Regions from separate parts of the Homo sapiens genome. Here region 2 is linked to region 1. Evidence: chromatin loops called from intact Hi-C (ENCODE). Cell type or tissue: IMR-90. All regions are shown on one strand. Links, peaks and the distances in the headings refer to the core of each region. The heading gives the core; the rest is flanking DNA. Region 1 overlaps SLC25A26 (solute carrier family 25 member 26). Region 2 overlaps LOC105377144 (a long non-coding RNA gene).

The links. Hi-C counts contacts between places; a loop is a spot of excess contacts. Peaks named below come from ENCODE experiments on the same cell type or tissue, not always from the same donor. Only the 100,000 strongest peaks of a DNase experiment are listed, where the experiment ranks them.
Region 2: a loop joins it to region 1, with 8 times the contacts of the local background. A loop is called at or near these places in 2 of 110 quality-filtered maps.

Annotation. Positions count from the first base shown.
Region 1 is chr3:66,274,219-66,279,610 of GRCh38, forward strand. All of the region lies in intron 5 of SLC25A26 (solute carrier family 25 member 26), which reads left to right. Among named protein-coding and RNA genes, the nearest start is that of SLC25A26, 56 kb to the left of the region's middle. In IMR-90, for the core only: a CTCF peak has its summit at 2,668 (motif pointing right); a DNase peak (open chromatin) is centred at 2,683.
Region 2 is chr3:66,936,245-66,941,636 of GRCh38, forward strand. All of the region lies in intron 1 of LOC105377144 (a long non-coding RNA gene), which reads right to left. Among named protein-coding and RNA genes, the nearest start is that of KBTBD8, 59 kb to the right of the region's middle. In IMR-90, for the core only: a CTCF peak has its summit at 2,308 (motif pointing right); a DNase peak (open chromatin) is centred at 2,317.

The sequences.
Region 1 (5,392 bases), core at 143-5,142:
CCCTTCCTTACACCTTATACAAAAATTAATTCAAGATGGGTTAAAGACTTAAACGTTAGACCTAAAACCATAAAAACCCTAGAAGAAAACCTAGGCAATACCATTCAGGACATAGGCATGGGCAAGGACTTCATGTCTAAAACACCAAAAGCAATGGCAACAAAAGCCAAAATTGACAAATGGGATCTAATTAAACTAAAGAGCTTCTGCACAGCAAAAGAAACTACCATCAGAGTGAACAGGCAACCTACAAAATGGGAGAAAATTGTTGCAACCTACTTATCTGACAAAGGGCTAATATCCGGAATCTACAATGAACTCAAACAAATTTACAAGAAAAAAACAAACAACCCCATCAAAAAGTAGGCAAAGGATATGAACAGACACTTCTCCAGAGAAGACATTTATGCAGCCAAAAGACACATGAAAAAATGCTCATCATCACTGGCCATCAGATAAATGCAAATCAAAACCACAATGAGATACCATCTCACACCAGTTAGAATGGCGATCATTAAAAAGTCAGGAAACAACAGGTGCTGGAGAGGATGTGGAGAAATAGGAACACTTTTACACTGTTGGTGGGGCTGTAAACTAGTTCAACCATTGTGGAAGTCAGTGTGGCGATTCCTCAGGGATCTAGAACTAGAAATACCATTTGACCCAGCCATCCCATTACTAGGTATATACCCAAAGGACTATAAATCATGCTGCTATAAAGACACATGCAAACGTATGTTTATTGCGGCACTATTCACAATAGCAAAGACTTGGAACCAAGCCAAATGTCCAACAATGATAGACTGGATTAAGAAAATGTGGCACATATACACCATGGAATACTACGCAGCCATAAAAAATGATGAGTTAATGTCCTTTGTAGGGACATGGATGAAATTGGAAATCATCATTCTCAGTAAACTATCGCAAGGACAAAAAACCAAACACGGCATGTTCTCACTCATAGATGGGAATTGAACAATGAGAACACATGGACACAGGAAGGGGAACATCACACTCTGGGGATGTTGTGGGGTGGGGGGCGGGAGGAGGGATAGCATTAGGAGATACATCTAATGCTAAATGATGAGTTAATGGTTGCAGCACACCAGCATGGCACATGTATACATATGTAACTAACCTGCACATTGTGCACATGTACCCTAAAACTTAAAGTATAATAATAGTAAAAAAAAAAATTAATTACTGCTGTCTTCCCTTCACTAGAATGTATGCATCAGGAGGGCAGATGCCTCCCGTTTTGTTCCCTACTATTAATCTAACACCTAGAAGAGTGTGGCACATAGCACACTCAGAAAATATTTAACAAACCAATGACTTAATCATACTTGCTTCTCAAAAGCAGACCAGTTTTAAGTACTTAGGTATTAAGATCTCCAGATACATTTAGCAAGAATTATGGAGTTCTCACTAAATTCCTAGGCAAGCTAATGGTTTTCTGCCAGATAAACTGTCTGTACTTCCATTGAGATTAATTTTCTTATCATATTTACTGCTGTCTACATATAGCTCTTATTTTAATTTTGTCTTTTCTAGTTACAGTTACTCCTGTAACTATTTCATATATTCAAAACAGTTTTTGAAGTGACACATGAAAATAATAAAACTTATGAAGAAGATCCTTCATTAGGTGTGTGCGAATTATCTCCAGTGAATACCGTGTGGGTCAAGAATTACCCTTGATGTTCTCATTACTGTATACTGTCTTATTGTCTGAATAAACACCATCTTATATGGAGTATTAAGAGACTATATATGTAAGAAAACTAAATTTGAAGGTCAAATGTAGTTTTTTAGATGTGTAATTAAAAAATAGCAATTGGAATCATTCAAAGGAAATTAAAATGTTTATCTGTGGGTTCGACTACCTGGCTACAGATTACTTTGGGATCACATAATGAAAATAGTTAAAATTTGAATACTAATTATGATTGTTAACTTTACATATATTTTCCTAATCCTTAAACTGTAAGACATCAGCCTGTTTGTACAGATCATAAGCAGAGGCTTAGAAAAATTAAGTAATACAACTAGGAGGTGGCAGGACTGGAATTGGAGGTCAAGTTTGTATAATTCCAAATCCTGTGATTCTTATTACACTTTGCTTCCTGTTTGTGTCTTGCAGATAAATTCACTGATAGAATTTTTCAGTAAATCCTAAGAAAATAATGTGATGGGGGATCTACAAGACTTGAACCAAATCTTGACCTGAGTGAGAGTGGAGCACAATTTCTGAGTGTTAGAGGATTCTAAAGGATAGAAATGGAACTGTTTGTATGGGCAGAACACAATGAGATGCTTCTAAAACAGCCATTAATATTGATTTCAGCATCCTTTTTCGTCTGGCCTTTGTGAGGGGTGCTTAAAAATGTTTTGACTGATTGTAGTCTGTCCTTTTTTGTTCCCTGTGCTGCATCATATGTTCTGAGAAACAGTAGAGTAGGTGGGAAAAGGTTGATAATCTTTGGCCTTGAAGTGGTTTTGGTATACATAGCCAAGTAACTAGCAGATAATTTATTGACTAGTGGAGAAGCAGAAATTTTTGTGAGGATTTTTTTTTTTCCCTTTTTGAATATACTCTGCTTTTTGTTATTCAACTTGTCAGTGCAAAACTGACATTATAGAAGAACGCACTAGAGGGCGCACAATGCCTGTATTTTAAATGTTGGTGGCAAAAACCTCAGCATGAACTTGGAAGCTGCTTCCTGGCACTGTTTGAAAAAAAAAAAAAAAGGTTCAAATTAGAAAATGTAAATTTAAGCATAATAGTGTTTTCCGATCAAGATACCTGAATGGATAAATTTGTGTTATCTTTTGATACATATGTACATGGAGTTGTATTTATTTGGGTTCTAATTTTTTAAAACTTTTACCATGGAAAAATTTAAAGACACACAAAAAAGATTACTAAAATGAATCCCTGTAGTCTCATCAATTACCAGCTCTTGAGCAGTATTGTTCCATCTATACCAAACCCTGCTTCCCACATGTCTGTATGATATTGAAGCAAATACCAGACATTCTGATTTCATCCAGAAATACGTCACTATGCATCTCTAAAAGATAACTGTAAATATGTATAATGTATCAAAAATGAGTGTCATAACAGAAAGACAAATATTGTATTATATGTGTAAACTAAGAAAGTAAAATTCATAGAAGCAGAGAGTAGAACCATGGTTCTCGGGTGTTAGGGGGTGGGTAAATGGGGAGATGTTGTTCAAAGGGTACAAATTGTCAGTTATAGGATCAGCAGGTTCTGGGTATTTAAGGTACAGCATGAAAAGTGATGGATGTGTTAATTAATTTGATTGTGGTAATCATTACACATTGTGTATCAAATCATCACATTGCTCACTTTAATATATATAATCTTTATTTGTCATTTATTTTAAAAAACGAATATCATAGTCTAGAAGTATTTCCCCAAAGCTATTTATCACTTACAAAGGGGAAAATAGTAATTTTACAGTTGGAAAGACTGGCAGTCACTATTTTATCCAAGTGATCAAGATTAGCATCACCAGTAATAAGATTATATTAACATCATACATCTCTAATATAATGCACCAAGAAGGACACAATGTCACTTCTTTGGTCTTCTTGCCAAAGATGCATAATCTCAGTGTGATCATGAGAAAACATCACACAAACCGAGATTGAGAGACATTGTACAGAATTGTCAAAGTTATGATAAAGAAAGATGAAAGAACTGCCACAAATAAGAGAAGACTAAGGAGACACAACAAGTAAATGCAGTGTAGGATCCTGGATTTGATCCTGGAACAGAAAAGATTTTGGGAAAAACTGGTAACATTCAAAATCTGTAATTTAGCTATTAGCATTGCAGCAAAACTGGTAGCTGGTTTTGATAAGTGTACTGTAGTTAATTTATTAACATTAGAGAAGCCAGCATATATGTGAACTCTGCTATTTATGCAACTTTTATGAGAGTTTGTTTTTAAAAAACAAACTAAAATGCCACATTTGGACATTGTATGAAGTACTTGTTTTTAGAGTCATCTTCTAAAATAATGACAAGTTAAATTTAAAATTTAATTTCTTTTATTGTTAACTTGTATTAAAATAATATATGCAATTAGTAACAACCCAAATAATGTAGAAGGACTTAAGATGAAAAACAACAGTCTCCTGCCCATCCCTCTCCATTCTGGTTCCACTCTCTAGAGGTAGCCTTTATTTTTTATTTTTTAAAATTTTAACTGTTTTATTTTTAGTTCTTATTTCATCGGTGCTTTCAGATAATATATTATTTAAATGTCTGTTTTAAAATTTGTCAGTAGATAAAGTTTGTTGAGTCTTTGGGATGGAAGATGTGATTAAGCTCACATTATGTTCTTCCCCAACCCTGTCTCATCCTAGCATTCCAGTTATATAAATTTCATTCCTCTGTTCATTTTAGAAACTTTAAGTTATATATTCGTTTCTTTATTTCTTATCCTACGAACTTTCTGCATCTTACAACTTTCTCTTGACATGATGAGGCTGTTGCTTTCTTTTTGCCACCTTGTCCTCCTTAACCTGCAAATTTCACTTTCTGGAAAGACTTCTCTCAACTATACTTTCATTGTACATTGTCAAGAGGGTTGACAATTTCATCCTGTCTTTTACCCTCAGTCACTTCTTTCATAGCTCTTCTGTATTGATTCTAAAAGTGGAGTACCGGTGAACTAGTGTTTGTATTATTGAGAAGACTTCATGAATGATCAGACCATGTAGTGTGCTAAGGCTGTATTTTTTTTTGTGTGTGGGACTTACACCCTGAGAGATGGTTTCAGCATCAGAATCAAATAGACCTTCTTGCACTCTATCAGTTGCTAAAATTTAATTTCCAACATTTGGGGCATGAGCTTGTCTTTTTTTCTTGGAGTTTCTAATTGCCTTTTCTGTATGAAAAAGGCATTATTTGCATTATTTTTAGGTATGACAACTTTGAAAACATACTGTCTTTTGTCCTGAGTCCCCTTTTACCCTGGGAATCTTGGAATCTTTCATTCTCCTGTTCTAATCCTGTGTTAATATTCACTGTGTTTGGGCTTCTATTCTTGGGTCAGATTTGCTGTTTCCTGAAGGCCGCATAGCATAGTGGTTCAGACCAGGGCTTTGTGGTCAGGCAGCCCAGGTTTTGCCAACAGCTCTGCCTCTGTTAAACTTACACCTGGTGCTACAGTGTCCTCATTGAATGAAAATGCTTTCAGATATGAAAAATATAAGAATTTAGTCCATTTGTTTGAAGGCTTTTATTTGATTCTGATTTTTTTGGGGAGGTGGGGTCAGGTAATTATCTTTCTCTAGTGCCTATTATTTTACAAATATCTCATTAAAGACAGCCGATGATAACCATTCTCAT
Region 2 (5,392 bases), core at 194-5,193, 660 kb after region 1:
GAGGTCACATAGCTGTTGAGTGTCAAAGCCAGGAATCAGGTTCCGGCACACAAGCTCCTAACGACTGCACCGCACAGCCTCTGAGAATGGGGCTGGCTGAAGCAGGGGCAGCAGTGTTTGTGTTGTGTCCATGTTGGTGGGGACCCCACTCATTCACATTTGACCTCCGGCCCCCTCCCCTCAGCATTCCATAAATGCCCTCTACTAAGCTCTAGGTGGAATTAATTCCTATCTAGACCTTCCAAGGTCATATTTAACTTAACTCCACTCACTTTATTCCCCAAAGTAAAACAAAACCCAACTTGCTGACTGCAAGTGAACTTGGAGCCTCCCCTCCTTTTTTTTTTTTTTTTTTTGAGAAGGAGTCTCACACTGTTGCCCGGGCTGGAGTGCAGTGGCGCAACCTCGGCTCACTGCAGCCTCTGCCTCCCCGGTTCAAGTGATTCTTCTGCCTCAGCCTCCCAAGTAGTTGGAATGACAGGCGCCTGCCACCATGCCCAGCTAATTTTTTGTATTTTTAGTAGAGATGGGGTTTCACTATGTTGGCCAGGCTGGTCTCAAACTCCTGACTTCGTGATCTGCCTGCCTCAGCCTCCCAAAGTGCTGGGATTACAGGAGTGAGCCACCGTGCCCAGCTGGAGCCTCCTTTGAGCTGCTTGGTCTCTTGCTCATTTATTCTTCACTAAAATTCAATTGAAATCATTTGGTGATCACCACTAAGAGTCACTTCCAAAGTATGTGTTGTTAAAAGAAAAACTTCAGCCAAATTACATTTAAAGGAGTTTAATTGAGCAATGATTGATTTGTGAATCGGGCAGCCCCCAGAATCACAGCAGATTCAGAGAGACTCCAGGGATGCCTCGTGGTCAGAACAAATTTACAGACAAGAAAAACGGAAGTGACGAACAGAAATTGGAGGTGAGGTACAGAAACAGCTGGATTGGTTACAGCTTAGGATTTGCCTTATTTGATCACAGTTTGAACACTCAGCAGTGTATGAGTGGTTGAAGTACGGCTGCTGGGATTGGCCAAGACTCAGCAATTGTTAGAGGAGCATACTGATAAGTTAGAGTTTCAATCTTGTCTATCTATTAAGTTAGGTTGCAGTTTGTCCACAAGGACTCAAACATAGAAGTACGGAGGCCATGTTTAGTTTGTTTTAACAGTGTAATAAAATTGACTTAAACTACAAAAGAACTGAAATATTCAACTGCACCTAGGACAAAAATTTTTTTTAAAAAATGTAACCATAGCTACATTTGACTGTCGAGCGCTTTGCAAGTGGTCAAACTGAGGTGTGCTATAAGTGTAAGATACATTGCAAATTTGAAAGATTTAGTACAGAAAAAAAGTAAACTACCTCATTAGTATTTCTTATATTGGCTACATATTCATATGACAACCATTTTGGATATATTGGGTTAAATAAAATGTGTTATTAAAATTAATGTCACTGATTTCTTTTTACTTTTTAAAATGTGGCTACTAGAAAGTTTAAAATTGTATATGTGACTCATAGTATATGTCTATTGGACATAATTTGACCTTTTCCAGCCTCATTCTTACTTTCCCAGTCACTACACTTCAGTTACCAACTTTACTCTTCCTAAAACAGCCCCAACGTGTTCCTAACACAGGGCCTTTGCAGTTGCTCTTCCTCTGCCAGGAATGTCCTTTCTCAGGATTATTTATTCCTTTCCTTCTTGATCTCTTCAGAGGAACATCCCCTATCCAATCTATGTAGACAGTGTCTCTATCTTTCTTGTGCTTTATTTTTCTTTGGAGCAGTTAAATTGGGGACGGGTGGAGTGGTGCACATTTGTCATCAGAGGCTGAGGCTGGAGGATTGCTTGAGCCCAGGGGTTCGAGGCTGCAGTGAGCTAAGGTTTAAACAAACTAACAAAAAACAAACTGGTATCATGTCCTCTGTCTCTGTCAATGCCCTCTTTATATTATAGTGGAAATAAATGAAGAGATGAATGGAGTAGATTTTTGTGTTTTCCTGTAACCAACCTTTTGGGTAATGAATGAATAACCAATTAGAAAAAAAAAAAAAAAGTCCACTTTGATGGACTGTTTCATCTCTTGGCCTTGGAATTTCAAAACCTGCCTTAGCACCTCCACATTGGGACTGCATCTGGCAGCTAAGTTGAGGATTCGCTTGCAGCTTAAGGATCCTTTCAAGGGCCTTCTCCCTAGGAAGGGATGTTGACTTGTCTAGCCTTCCTGGGAGCTGGGACTCCAATTGTCTCATGCACAGATGCTGAAGTCAGTTCTGTTTGTGGCTTCTGTTTTTATTGACAGTAGAGGGCAGCAGAGTCCTTTCCACAGGAGCATTTGAGCCGAGAAGACCAACTAAGACTTTGGGCTGTGCACAGTTAAAGTCAAGCTCCTTTCAGAGAGAAATAGCTAACGAGACCCGTAATGTCTAGGGTAAGAACTATAGCAATGGCATATTTTCTTCTATCTCTAATTATATAGATGGTTCAAACTTCTGATGCAATCTCCTTATTAAATATTTATTTTATCTGAGTTTTTATTTTCTTGCCTCCGTTTTGTTTGTAGTTTAAGGGTTGGCTAGGGGGTGTAGGACTGGAGAAAGTTGATATTAGTGGATTCATTTACATTCATTTGGTTTACATCTCATCCTGGATTTTCAGGAATGAAAACTGGCTTCTTGTGGCATACAATTTCTGTATTTATCTGCAAAGATTACTCTGGAGGGCAGACAGTGTTGGCTCTAACTTTATGCATGACCCAGAAATAAGCATCTCCATTAACCCATTATCATTATAGCACTGAGAGTTTTCAACAAAACATATGCATGAGAATTGATTAATAATCCCTAAGAGTGATGTGGATAATAAAAAGCTTATAGGTCCCTCAGCTATGACAGACAGTCGTGCAGATATGCTTCCTAAGAACACAAGGAAAAAAGGTATGATTCTCCAAAAAAGTATTTTTAAAATCCAGTAGGTAGTGAGAGTGCTTCTAAGAAATTATACAAAGTGCCTTGATCAGTTAGTAACTTTAGAATGAGCTCTTAGCTAGAAAATTCAGGAAATCAGCAGCATAAGGGTGTTTTACATACTTCATTAAAAAAAATTTCCAATATATTTACCAAAAAAGAAATCATGATTATTTCCTCATCTCCATATTTCACGGACAATAGAATGGTTTAGGTTAAAACAACAACAACAGCTGACCTTGGCATGTTGGTCAAGTTAGCTAGCAGCTAGTGACTCAAAGTTTCCCCTATTAGCTGTACTGTCTCAGTAACAGAGTTTTGAATTGCAACTTAATTTCTCCTAATATTGTGTCCTACAGTTTTGATACCTAATAGTTGCATGGATATCTGCTATCATTCTTTGGTTGCTTTAGTTGTGAGGACTGTTACATTCTCTAAAAATTCTGTTTTAGCCTCCAAATGCTTAGAGCCAGAGGAGTGGGATGAATTTGCTAACCCATAATCACAGTTAGTATATTGATAGCCACTGGAAGATTTTGTTGCTGTTTATGGCCACACAAATCAGTCTCAGGCTGGATTGTTTGGGCTTTGTTTGAATTTGCTACTTAACTTTGAACTCTAGGTTTTGAAAATTTCCACTCAGTTGCAGGCATATAACCTTAGGAAATTGGATTCTCAAGAGATAGCTGAAGATAGTGTTGAGCATGCCGTTTAGATACAAAATAGGACTAAAGAGCCTCATCCTGCTGAAATTATTTACCATTGGAGCCTCTGAATATAAATGTACTCCTAAAGGCAGTGAAGCTTCAGGAAGCCATATGAAGGTGAATAAGAAAAGATTTCTATTATTATACATATGGGACGCTGAGAAAGAGATGAGAAAAGAACCACAAGGAAAACATAAAATGGATGTAAGATCGACATTGCATTTTGAATATATGAAGATATTGTCAGAGGAAAATTCTATTTTCACGTACGATAATTCTATGCAACACACATAAACCAACAAATTCTTATTCAAAAGCCTAATCCAGGTTTAAGAAGTGGGAAAACAATCTTTGCATTTTGAATCTGTCCTTGTAGTGAGAAAGAGCTGAATTATGATTTGAACTCTTACTGATAGATAGGAACTCAGAAACTGCACAGAACATTTGAAGTATGTATTTGATAAAAATTCAGTGAGCCCTCTTTTGTGCCAAGTACGGTACTAGATACTATCGATACGGACAGAGTTTAGGACATGCCATTCCAAAATATGGCCTCTTGATGTTTCAGAAAAAAGCAGAAGCAGGAAGTTCTCTTTGACCTCCTCCCAAAGTTCTCCTCTGAAGCAGGTCGTAAAAGAATTATCTGATCTTTCTTTAAAGTAGGTCATAAGACCCTCATTCCAGAGACATCTTTCCTGTATCTGGAGGAAGGAATGAAGACATAGAGATGCCAAGAAGAATCTGAACAAATAGGCCTTACAAGTTGCCCCCAGTTAATTCCGATTAGATCATACCTTTGTCCAATCATACTTCTGTATGGCTGTCTACTCTTCATTAAACCTAAGTATAAAAATACACAAGTTTTCCTGTTTCTTTGGTTCTTCATTTCTGAAAACTCTCACGTCATATAAAACTTGCTCATATGTATTTTTTTTTTTTTTTGTAGAAGTCTCAGCCATGAACCTAGCAGTGAAGGAGGAAAACATCTTATGTCTTGTTCTCTACAACACAAAGATGAACATAAAGAAGAAACACAGACTCTGGCCTGGAGAAGTTCAGTGTCTGGTGGGGGAGACTGGATAAATAATTTAAAACATTTATTTAACAAATAATTACAGTGCAATATGATAAGTACAATAGCTAAAGTGTGGGCAAAGTGTCGCAGGAACAGGAATAAAGAGGAGACAACTTCCAAAAAAATCTTACATACTTAACCTTTTCCCGACATTTTGACCTGAAAATAAATCAGCATAACAACTCACAAATACAAGGGTTACATAATTTGCTTTATAAGAAGTACAGATTAGTTTTAAGTAAGATGATTTCTTTATAATGATAGCCCTGATAATTTAGTTTTTATGGACTTTTGGGATTCCATATTTATTAAGTCATCATTTGAGTCTCTCTTAGTAGATAGGATTCTCATCACACTTATTTTGGGGGATGTCATCTTACTTATTTGCCACCTAACACTGGTCATGGGCTGGTATTCAACAAAAATTTTTGAGCTAAATTAAATTTGAATATGTTATTATGGGTTAGATGAAGTAAAAAAAAATTGGGGCTGTTAATTGGTAAAATCTGAATTAGGATATTTATCTGGATAAAGTACTAAGAAAAAGGAAACCTTTACATATCTCCTTTATATAGTTAACTCCCAACACTCTACACTAAATATACTGTTTAGTATTAAAGGCTAAACTTATAATTTCTATCA